4 separate regions of the Homo sapiens genome follow, and regions 1, 2 and 3 are each linked to region 4. Evidence: chromatin loops called from intact Hi-C (ENCODE). Cell type or tissue: GM12878. All regions are shown on one strand.

Region 1 (2,500 bases), 73 kb after region 4:
TGACATAAGACCATGAGCACTATTGGGTTGGCCTTCTGTCTGTGTCTTTTTCCCACTGGGACTTTAGGAAAAGCTCTTGTTTTCCTCCCTGCCTCCATCTCTCACATGTGGGTGCTCTTTTGGTAGGTTTTTGAGTAGCCCTCTAGCCAGGCCTCGCGCAGGCTCCTGGACAGATAGCTGAACTGGATGCTGCTGTTTGAAGCAATTCTGGATCATTTGTTTGGACTGGATCTGGATCATGAGTGGAGACACCTCTATTCACTGTCGAATTAATGGAGTCCACACAATGCAGGATCTGAGGTCATCCAGTCCTGACTGCCTCCCAAGACTGAAACCCTCTCTAAAACACTCTGCCCAAAGGTCATCTGACCTCTGCTTGTATACCTCCAGTGACGGGGAACTCACTACCTACCTCAGCAGACAGCCAGACCATAGATGGTGCTCTTATTGTTAGAAAGCTCCACTCACATTGCATAACATTGCAGGAACAACCTGGATTCACGCTGTGGTGGGAAAAACTCACACTGGGAGTTGAGATTCCTGGGTATGAGATTGGGGTCACTGTGGTTAAGTCCCATCCCCTTGAAGGGTTTCAGTTTCTTCGCTGTGAAGAGCACTTATCTCTGGTTCCTTTCACCACTAACATTCTGATGTATTTTCTAATTTAGCCACCTATTCTAGAGGAGCAGTATTGAAGGGCTTGGGGAAACCGAGTGCTCTCTAAGTGTGGCCCTCACCATCCTTCCTGGTGCGCTATCTCCAGCCGTGCATCCGAAAACATCCCAGTCTGCCCCTGGCCTCTGCATGGAGCCTGACCCCCAACACAGACCTCTCAAGAGGTTCTGGATTCACTGGTGCTGCTACAGCCCTGAGCAAAAACACAGCTGTTTCGTTTACCACCCCACCCCAACATAAGCTGTCCTCAGACTTTACAAAGACTTAGGGATTGCACAGTCCACAAGACTTTCAATGCCTTTGCCCTGTATCTCAACTAACTTTCAAATAGAGGGACCTTCTTATAGGAAGAAGAAGGAAAAATCAAGTGGAAAAACACCTTGATCAGGTAATTGAAGGAGAACTGGGGCTCAGGCTGCCACTTGGTTTGGAAAGGGTGTGGAGGTGGCTAATCTGGCCCTGGCCTAAGAGCAATTCCAGGCTGGCGGGCTGGACCGCCTGTCTCCATAGCAACTGTTGTTATTGGTAACTGAATAACCATTTCCTAGAACAGCGGCTGGAGCTGCTGATGGTTTTCCCTTCTACTTGGAAGCGAGAGGAGCCAGGCTCTTTGCTGATTGATCCTAAGTGCTGAGCTCTTTGCTGATTGGGATCTTCACTTGATATTGGGCAAGCTGAAGCCACCCTTCTGTTTTATCTCTGACCTCTGCCAGCAGAGAGGGTGGGACAAACTGACTTAATGTCTATTTTCCGGCTTCCTCTGAGAGGTTGAGAAAGGTGCTCAAGGGCATTTAGCTAGCAAGATCTAGAACTTGAACTTTGCCCTGTCTGATTCTGAAACCCATGCTCGTGACCACATGGCTGTTCTGACTCTGTCCCATTCCTCTGAGATCTCATGAAAACCTGATTAGCCCTTTCTCATGACACCATGAGCTGTCTAATTATTTGTGAGGACAGGTAGCATCTTACAGTGATCCATGGTCTGCACAAAGGCTGTTCTAGAAGCTGTCTTACTTGATTATCCTGCAGTGGTGTCAGTGGGACCTTAAAATGCTGTAGCCCTAGAGTTATTAGGGTCATGCTCACTGAGGCCATTGCCTCAAACTTCCTGCTCTCCCCCTGCACTCTCCCTCCATCCTGGGGAGTGATAGGTGGTGGAGCAGACCTGGCTACAGGAGTGAATTCCAGATCACTTTCATGGAGGCACTTAGGCTATTGTGTTTGTTACCAAGCCAAAGGAGCTTGCTGCCCAATGCACTAGAAGCCAATACTATGACACTGGGTTTTTGAGAAACAAAAAGCTTTTTAAGTCGACTAACAAGGAGACAGGAGTCCGGCTCAAATCTGTCTCCCTGTGCTGGCTTTCAGTCATTTCATTAAAAAAGGTTGAGGGGGTAGATTCTGGGATTAGCGGATGATTGGTGGAAGGAAAGGGGAGGTCTGGAAAGTCCTCGGGCACGCGCAGTTCTCTCTCTATGCTACCACATGTGCAAATTTGCGGGGAGTGTTCATGTGGAACAGGCAGTGTTTCCTGTTTCCAGACCAGGCAAGGTGGCTCACAAATGGCTCTACGATCCAGAGAAAGTCAGCAGGGAGGGTTGTGATTTGTTATTATGAAAAATTAACAAATTACATCCAAAATGTGTTTAACTCCTATTCCCTTTGAAAAGGATCTTTGGGTACCTAATTGACATATTTTAAGAGACATATTGGCTAGTTAGACATCAATTGACATCCTCATTAAATATCAATTAACACATATCCTAACGTAATATTTAATTAGCTTGCTGTAGCTATTCTTTTAAAAGTCAATTAAATGCTTGGC
Region 2 (2,500 bases), 250 kb after region 4:
GCAACCAGAAGGATGGAGTGGCCATTAGCTGAGGTGGAGAAGACTGTGGGAGGGGTAGGTTCTCTCTTAAATGTGTTAAGTTGTTTGAGGTATCAATTAACATCCAAAGGGAAGGACAAATAACAGTGGGCTATATGAGTCAGCATTTCAGGGGAAGGTCTGGCTCGGTGGTAAGAACTGGAGCTCAGCAGCATACAGATGGTCCATAATGCCATGAGTCTGGATGAGAGCACCAGGGAGTGAGTGTGTTTAGAGGAGGGTATAAGATCTGAGCTCTGGGAATGTCATCATCAATAGATTAAGGAGAAGAATGGGAACCAACAAAGGACATACAGAATGGCCTGTGATGTTGGCCATGGACAGAAGAAATGGCCTGTGATGTTGAAGGACCAATATCTCTGGTGTCCCAGAAGCCAAGTGAAGAAGTTTGTTCCCAGGGAGGAGGATGAACTAATTATATCAAATTCCACTGATAAGGTCAAGATGAAGGCCAGATGAAGACTGAGCATTGGCCACTGGATTTAGGAAGATGGAGGTCATTGATGACCTTCCCAAGCAGTTTTGGTGGAAGTGGGATGAAAACATGATTGGAGTGGGTTTAAGAAAGAACGAGTGGAAATGAAGAGGTAACTCTTTGCAGATTTCCTGTAAGATTTTACTAATATTTTTAACTGGCAAAGCTCTTACGACTTAGCATCTCTTTCTATATTTTCATGAGGATGCCAGTGGTAGAGAGAAAATTAGGCACCATGGAACGGCCAATTCTACTGTAGGAAAATGCTGGGTTTGGAGTCACAAGACCAGGGTCTGAATCACAACCAGGACCTACTAGCTATGTGACACCTCTACTCTCTAAGCTCCATGTCCCTCATCTGCAAAATGAAGATAATAATCACTTCTCTACAGAACACATATGAACTAAATGGAGAAGGTACATGGACATGCTGGGCTCAGTGCCTGGCACATAGTAGGTACTCAGGACAAGTTGTTTAGTGTTCAGTGTCATGCATGTAGGATTTGATTGCATTCAGAAGAGGCATGTTCATGTTTGCGTGCTTAGTTATTTTTAAGTGTGCTAATTGCCTCTTTAAGTGAATTGTCATAATTGTGTGATTCCAATATTTTGATACAGCATATGCTTATTTTTTCAAAAGGCTTCTGGTCAATTGGGCCGGTTCCAGTGGATTGAAGTTTTGTTTTTTGACTGAAAGGAATGGACTTGAGCAGTCAGTTAGCATTCACTGGGCACCTTCTCTGTGCCAGCACCTGCTCTGTGCCAGCACCTATTTTAACAGTGCTGAGGGACAGGGAGGGAGGTGTCGGTCAAAACACATGAACAGCAGGTGGCTGAGGGGCGTGTAGTATGCTGGGAAGGAGAGCTGTGGTTTGAAACTAGAGCCTGGGACATTCCCCCATTTCCCGTGCCCATTTATTGTGTTGTAATGAGTCATTACTGTGCACTGTGCTAGGCACTGAGGACAAGAGAGTTAAAGGACTTCCCCAAAGACACAGAATAAGTAAACAGCAGCTCACTGGCTCAGGATCCTCATTTATGAGTGTTCCTAACTCACACAGCACAGGTCTGAGCACCACAGGGTGATGTGTGTCTTCAGCCTGACCACCAAGATGGGCTGGGGGCCGATTGCCTTTAGGTGGCAATAAGCCACAGATATCATATCACCCCAGAAAGTAGAGTCCCACTGCCAGCTTTCCAGTTCAGAGTCGCCACCTCCAGGAAGCCTTCCCAACCCCTCTGCCCATTCTAAGGCAAGACTCTACTCCTTTGATGCTCCCTATACAATTCCTTGTGTGTGTCCCCCATAGTATCATAATATTCATGACCACCTGCAACCATTTTGACTCTACTTACCTTTTGCTTGTGTCCCTGTCCCCCATATCCCAGTGTGCTACTGTTTGCTTATTCTGTGTCCTTGGGGAAGTCCCCACCATCTCTGAAACTCCAGATGAGGGCAGCAAGGATAGCAATAACTAACGCTGACATCACTCACTGTGTGCTCAACATTGCCCTGAGAAACTTACATGTTATTGATTCATTTATTCTTTATAGCAGCCCTGTAGATACATACTGTCATTACCTGCTTTCTCACACATGAGGAAACTGAGGCACAGAGAGGGTGTTTTAGTCTGTTTTGCATTGCTATAAAGGAATACTTGAGACTAGATCTTTTACAAAGAAAAGAGGTTTAATTGGCTCATGGTTCTGCAGGCTGTATCAGCATGGCACCCACATCTGCTCAGCTTTTGATGAGGCCTCAGGAAGCTTTTACTCCTGGGAGAAGGTGAAGGGGGGAGCAGGCATGTCACACGGCAGGAGAATGAGAGAGAGAGAGGGGAAGAGGTGCCAGTCTCTTTAAACAACCAGCTCTTGCATGAATGAATAGAGCAAAAACTCACTCATTACCACAGGGAGGGTCCCAAGCCACTACTGAAAGATCTGCCCCATGACCCAAACACTTTTGGCTCAGCCCCACCTCCAACA
Region 3 (2,500 bases), 320 kb after region 4:
CATTTCTGACATGCCTGAAGTGAGATTCTACATGGGTGGGTGGACTCAGCTCAGCAAGAATCCCTTCCCTGCACCCCAAGCAGGTGCAGACCCTCCTACCCCAGCCCTTTCCTGTCCCTAAGTTTCCTTCTCAAAAGTCAGAATACTTAGGGTATGTAGGGGAGTGTCACACAATGTCCAAGCCTCCTGAGGCTTGCCCATCACATCCAGCATGGAGGTCAGACCCCAGCAGGGCCGTATTTTAAAAACATAAAAAGCACCTGTCCTCCCTTAATTCAGTTTGAGATTTACAAATTCCTGTGATTAAAAACCCATGTGAGAGCAATGGTGACATCGGCGTGCGCCTCGATGAAAGACAGACACGCTACTGCCCTTTCACCCAGAGCTGAGGACCGGGTGGTCCCCTGCTGGGTTTCCGGGAGGGGTTTGGTTCTGCTTGGTGTAGAGGTGGGTGGGGGTGGGACTTGCAGATGCAAGTCCCTCATTCAGCCACAGAGGGGCAGCTGAATCCAGGGGTGGGGGTGGGGCGTACAGTGCAGGGGTCCTGGTGCTCCCCTGGCCCGGAGAGGTACCCAACAGCTTTGACAGCCCCTCCTCTCTCTCACAGCCTGCTCCCCAGGGACAAATCGCTCTACCTCACCTAATCCCGCCTCCCTACCATCCCTGAGGCTCGCTGGAAGGCACTGCTCAGAGCCTGAAGGGCTGACAGCAGAAAAGAGGCCCTGGCCAGAGGCAGGGTGGCCCATCGGAGAGAGCAGTGACACACCCATTGCCCGGGGGCTGAGTCTCTTCCTCAACCTCCCACCAGACTCTGCAGAGGCAGCCCACTGCCCACCACCAGCCCAAAGAACCTGCAGGAACCTTCCGCCCGCTGACCTGCTTGCTCCAGGGTAACTGTGGACCCTGTCCTCGCCCTGCGCACGGTACCCTATGTCTGGACACCCGGCCCCAGCTCCAGCCCCAGCCCAGGTGGGCCGCCCCTGGCGGGGTCGCTTACCAACGGACACCCACCCCAGATGCATGGGCCAGAGGGCCGGCCCCCGGCATAGATGTGCACATCGGTTTTCCAGTGTGAACAAAAGATTACGAAACCTAGAAACTGTTGGTTCCGTGTAAGTAGTTGACTACGTGTTTTAGAACTGTGCTGAAGACATCTGTAAGACTATTTTGTGGGGGAAAAAAGTAGTTTCCTTTAAGGTAAAAAGCATTTTATATGATCCTTAGCACATTTTTAAGTTTTATCTTAAGGGAGACGCGCACAAAAGCGGCTGCCAAACCGTTTCGTCATCCTCACAGCAAGGACCGGACGCTTGCTAGCCACCCCGGAGCACTGCTCTCCTTTTAATCATGTATTCATCTATTTTAAATTGCCGGCGACGACTTTTGTCTATTTATGAAGAAACCTTGAGAACGAAGTTACAGCTTATCCTACCGTGTGTGTGGTTTTGGGGTTTCGTTTGGGTTTGGGTTCTTGACGTCGTTTGCAGCTGTTTCCTGGCCCTGGCGAGTGTCTGTCTTGGTGCCCAGTGCTTCTCTCAAATCTCTTTATAATAAAACTTCTGAAAAGCTGAAAACAAGTCTGTGTCTCCTTGCCCTTGGTGAGCCAGGGTTGAACCCCCTAAAGTGGCATAGAGCCCCTCGGGCCAGACGGACACGGGTCAAAGTCTTGCCTGACCTTTACCAGCCCATGTGGGTTTGTGTGTGGGTGATGGGACCACTCTGACCTCAGTCTTGCCCTCTAAGGGGGTAACAGTGGTCAGACCCGTAGGGCTCTTGCGACGATGAGAAGGGGTGTGGGCAAGAACGCCGCCACACAGGAACTTGCATCAGCTGGTGACAGTGGCGAGCCCTTCCTCTGGAGGATGGGGCCACCCAGGCTTGTGGAGGTGAGCAGTGGGAATCCAGGGAGGAGGCCAAGGGGTTTTTCAAACCTGAGTGTAGGAAGCATCCCAGACAGGGAATTCTTTAAACCAGATTTCCCAGCAGATGTTAGATGGTGATACTAACAACGACAGCAAACAACAACAAAAGGCAAATAATAGTTGACTGTTTTAACTACATCTGGAAAAATACCAATTGCCTGGTGGGAGGCTGCAACTCTTGCACCCTGTGATGCAGCCATTTTGAGGTGGGGACAGGTGCCCCCGCTCCCAGCCAGGCTCGGGACCGAGACAGAGGAGCCCCCACACTCAGGACAGCTCTCCCAGCCTCTCACTCTCCAATCACGGTAAACCCCCTCCTTCCAGATGACAGCCCAGGAGTGGGGTGCAGTTTCCCCACTGGAGGGCATTTTGTAATCCACTTTAGAAAAATAAAATAACCCCAAACCAGCCACCTGCCGTCCCGTCAGCAGCAGCACCGCAATGTGCAGCATAAATATTTCATGTGGTTACAATTTCCTTTTCTATGTGGGGCTTGTCAGTAACACGACGGCTTAGACAGTTTAATATTCAACTCTTGCTTCCATGTTTGTGAAAACAGCATCACTGGGATCCACGCA
Region 4 (2,500 bases):
TGATAACTAAACCCTTACCATGTGTCCCTTCTGTGTGTGGAGATATAGTGGTGAGCAACACAGACAGCGTCCCTGCCCTCCTAGAATTCATGCCTGTGTGGAGGAGCCAGATAGCAGCAAATAATCCCTCAAATATAAAATTACATGTTAGGCTGAGCGCAGTGGCTCACACTTGTAATTGCAACACTTTGGGAGGCCAAGGTGGGAGGGTTGCTTGAGGCCAGGAGTTCAAGACCAGCCTGGGCGATATAGCAAGACCCCATCTTTACAAAAAATTTAAAATAAAATTACAATTTATAGGAGCTGCCTTGAAGGAGGAGGGATTCATAGGGTGCTGTGTGGATGAAAAGAGCTCTAGGAACCTGAGGATGTGAAGGATTCTTCCCTTAGGAAATTATGCTTGAATTGAGATCTGAGGGTGAGAAGGAGTGAACCAGGTGGAGTCAGAGGGAAGAGTGTTTCAGACAGAGGAAACTCATGTGCAAAGGCCCTGAGGTGGAAATGAGCTCACTGCCTTGGCAGAAGAGTGTGGTTGGAGCAGGAAGGAAGAGAGGGACTGGCTAGACCTGGGGTGTGGGCAGTAGACAAGGACCAGTACCCTCAGGTTCTCAAATTTCCCATCTTCAAATGGGGCAACAAGAGAACCATCTATCTTGCAAAGAGGATAACATGTAATGATGAGCCCAAAGCATCTAATGTAGTGCCTGGTACACAGTTGGTGTCAATATTGGGGGTGGGGGTGGATCTGGGCAGAGGGTACAGCCTGGTTAGAGAGCTGTGGGGAAGCACTGGGCAACTGCGGGGACCAGAGCTGTCTTGGCCACCTGCAGGGACCAGCTGAGAAGTGTGTTTAACCACAGTGAACATTACCGTTGGCATCGCTGTCTTGTTGAAAACAAAGTGAAATTGGAGAACATACTGTTGTCTTGAACTAGGCCAAGATGACTAATTATTAGACTCACTTTTGAAAGGTTACCATATACAGACATGCGCTGAGGTGGAGAGAGGAGAGTTTGGAAATCTGATTCATTCTGAAACCCCAATAGATGGAACTCTTGCTCAGTTTCTGAGCATAATGACTGTGAACATTCGGTTTAACGCAGCTGTCACCACAGGCAAGGTGCAAAACAAAATGTTTCGTACCAGCTCCTTGGAGTGTCATGGGGCAGCTCATGGCAGCCCTGGGGAGATCTCTGCTAGATGGTGAAGGGTGTGCAACGTGGGTGCTGGTGTTGGGGAATTGAGGGGACGCCAGACCTCAAATCTGGGATCTGAGTCTGAGGGATGGCTTTGCCACAAGTGGACCATGTGGCTTAGGTTAACTTCCTCCTTTCTTTGGGCCTTAGTTTCCTCATCTGGAAAATGAAGGGCTAGACCAGATGCTCTCCAAGAACTTCTCTAGTTTTGTTGTTCTATGGCCTTTGCTGGTGGTGTGACTTTGGATGTTACCTTCAGCTCCTGGGTTTTAGTTTCCTTTTGAGCATTTTAGAGTTCCCCAAGAGTGTTGGTTTATTTCACTCCCCATTTGCTGCCCCCACCAATGAAGTCTAGCGACTCGAAATCTCCTTCTCCAGACTCCACTGAGAACAAACCACCCTAGTTCCTTGCCCTGTGGGTCAGTGGTTTAATCTGGGGATGCGTGAGTCCCTTGGTCCTGTCTGGAGATGCATAAATCCACTGTGGCCCGATGTGGGGATTCCAAGTCCTTGAGGTCTAATCTGGGGATGCATGTGGTCCAGTACTCACAGACCCAAGGGGGCCTGAAGGCACCTGGACCCTTCAGGAAGTCCTGTCTCTGGGACTTACAAGGGAACATTCGTGAAGCTGGTATCAGGGCTGAACGTGGATTGGGGCTTTCTGAGGGCCAAGTGCAGGCACTCATTTCCTTCTCACATTATTCCCACCTCTGAGGGGCAGAGGGTCTAAGTAATTTTCCCAAGGCCACACAGGGAGCAAGGGGCAGAGGTGGCATGTGTGCCCAAGCCTGTTTGATTCAAACTGTCGTTAACTTTGGAAACTGACCCCACCATCTCATTTATTTCTCACAACAAATACATCCATTAACAGGTATCAAGGCTTAGAGGCTTCATAGCAAAACAGAGTGGAGACCTGGTAGGTAAGCAGGCAGCTTCCAGATTTCTCCACCCAGCCCCCACTTCCTGGCCAGGAACTGGAGGCAGGGAAGTTCCATTGCCCATATAGCTGCATGACTTTTCATTTGCCCGTTCCTGTGGTCAGACTCAGTGGTGTGAGACTTCCTGTGGTTGAGCCGAGTGATGCAAGAACGTCGCTGTGCAGGGCTGTGGTCCTACACCGTCCACTTTATTGGTTGTCTAAGACATCTTCAATGGTAAAATGGGAAAGGCATAGTTTTTGTCCTGAACGTTGTCCTTACACCTAAGCCAGACTTGATCAGATGCCACATGGGGCGTATCCTCCTGAGCATCCCACGTCTACCGCCTGCCTTGGATGTCTGACATCAAGTATGTAAGTGCTTGTG

What was found. Hi-C counts contacts between places; a loop is a spot of excess contacts. Peaks named below come from ENCODE experiments on the same cell type or tissue, not always from the same donor. Only the 100,000 strongest peaks of a DNase experiment are listed, where the experiment ranks them.
Region 1: a loop joins it to region 4, with 8 times the contacts of the local background. A loop is called at or near these places in 6 of 110 quality-filtered maps.
Region 2: it touches region 4 in a loop (8-fold over the local background); 4 of 110 quality-filtered maps call a loop at or near these places.
Region 3: it touches region 4 in a loop (6-fold over the local background); 20 of 110 quality-filtered maps call a loop at or near these places.

Annotation. Positions count from the first base shown.
Region 1 is chr20:43,823,666-43,826,165 of GRCh38, forward strand. It overlaps LOC105372625 (a long non-coding RNA gene), which reads right to left and starts at 1,260. Exons shown (of 3, transcript XR_936740.4): 1 at 1,055-1,260; 2 at 413-540. RefSeq lists an enhancer at 1,954-2,063. In GM12878, no CTCF peak of the experiment used is centred here; DNase peaks (open chromatin) are centred at 1,516 and 2,168; H3K27ac peaks cover 384 bases.
Region 2 is chr20:44,000,426-44,002,925 of GRCh38, forward strand. All of the region lies in intron 2 of TOX2 (TOX high mobility group box family member 2), which reads left to right. Among named protein-coding and RNA genes, the nearest start is that of TOX2, 87 kb to the left of the region's middle. In GM12878, no CTCF peak of the experiment used is centred here; a DNase peak (open chromatin) is centred at 1,426.
Region 3 is chr20:44,068,043-44,070,542 of GRCh38, forward strand. It overlaps TOX2 (TOX high mobility group box family member 2), which reads left to right. Exons shown (of 9, transcript NM_001098797.2): 9 at 608-1,574. The coding sequence ends at 644. Among named protein-coding and RNA genes, the nearest start is that of JPH2, 120 kb to the right of the region's middle. RefSeq lists an enhancer at 1-379. In GM12878, no CTCF peak of the experiment used is centred here; a DNase peak (open chromatin) is centred at 1,459; H3K4me3 peaks cover 967 bases; H3K27ac peaks cover 1,019 bases.
Region 4 is chr20:43,750,446-43,752,945 of GRCh38, forward strand. All of the region lies in intron 1 of LOC101927200 (a long non-coding RNA gene), which reads left to right. Among named protein-coding and RNA genes, the nearest start is that of GTSF1L, 25 kb to the left of the region's middle. RefSeq lists enhancers at 1,018-1,217, 1,408-1,477, 1,978-2,057. In GM12878, no CTCF peak of the experiment used is centred here; DNase peaks (open chromatin) are centred at 986 and 2,256; H3K4me3 peaks cover 1,367 bases; H3K27ac peaks cover 2,420 bases.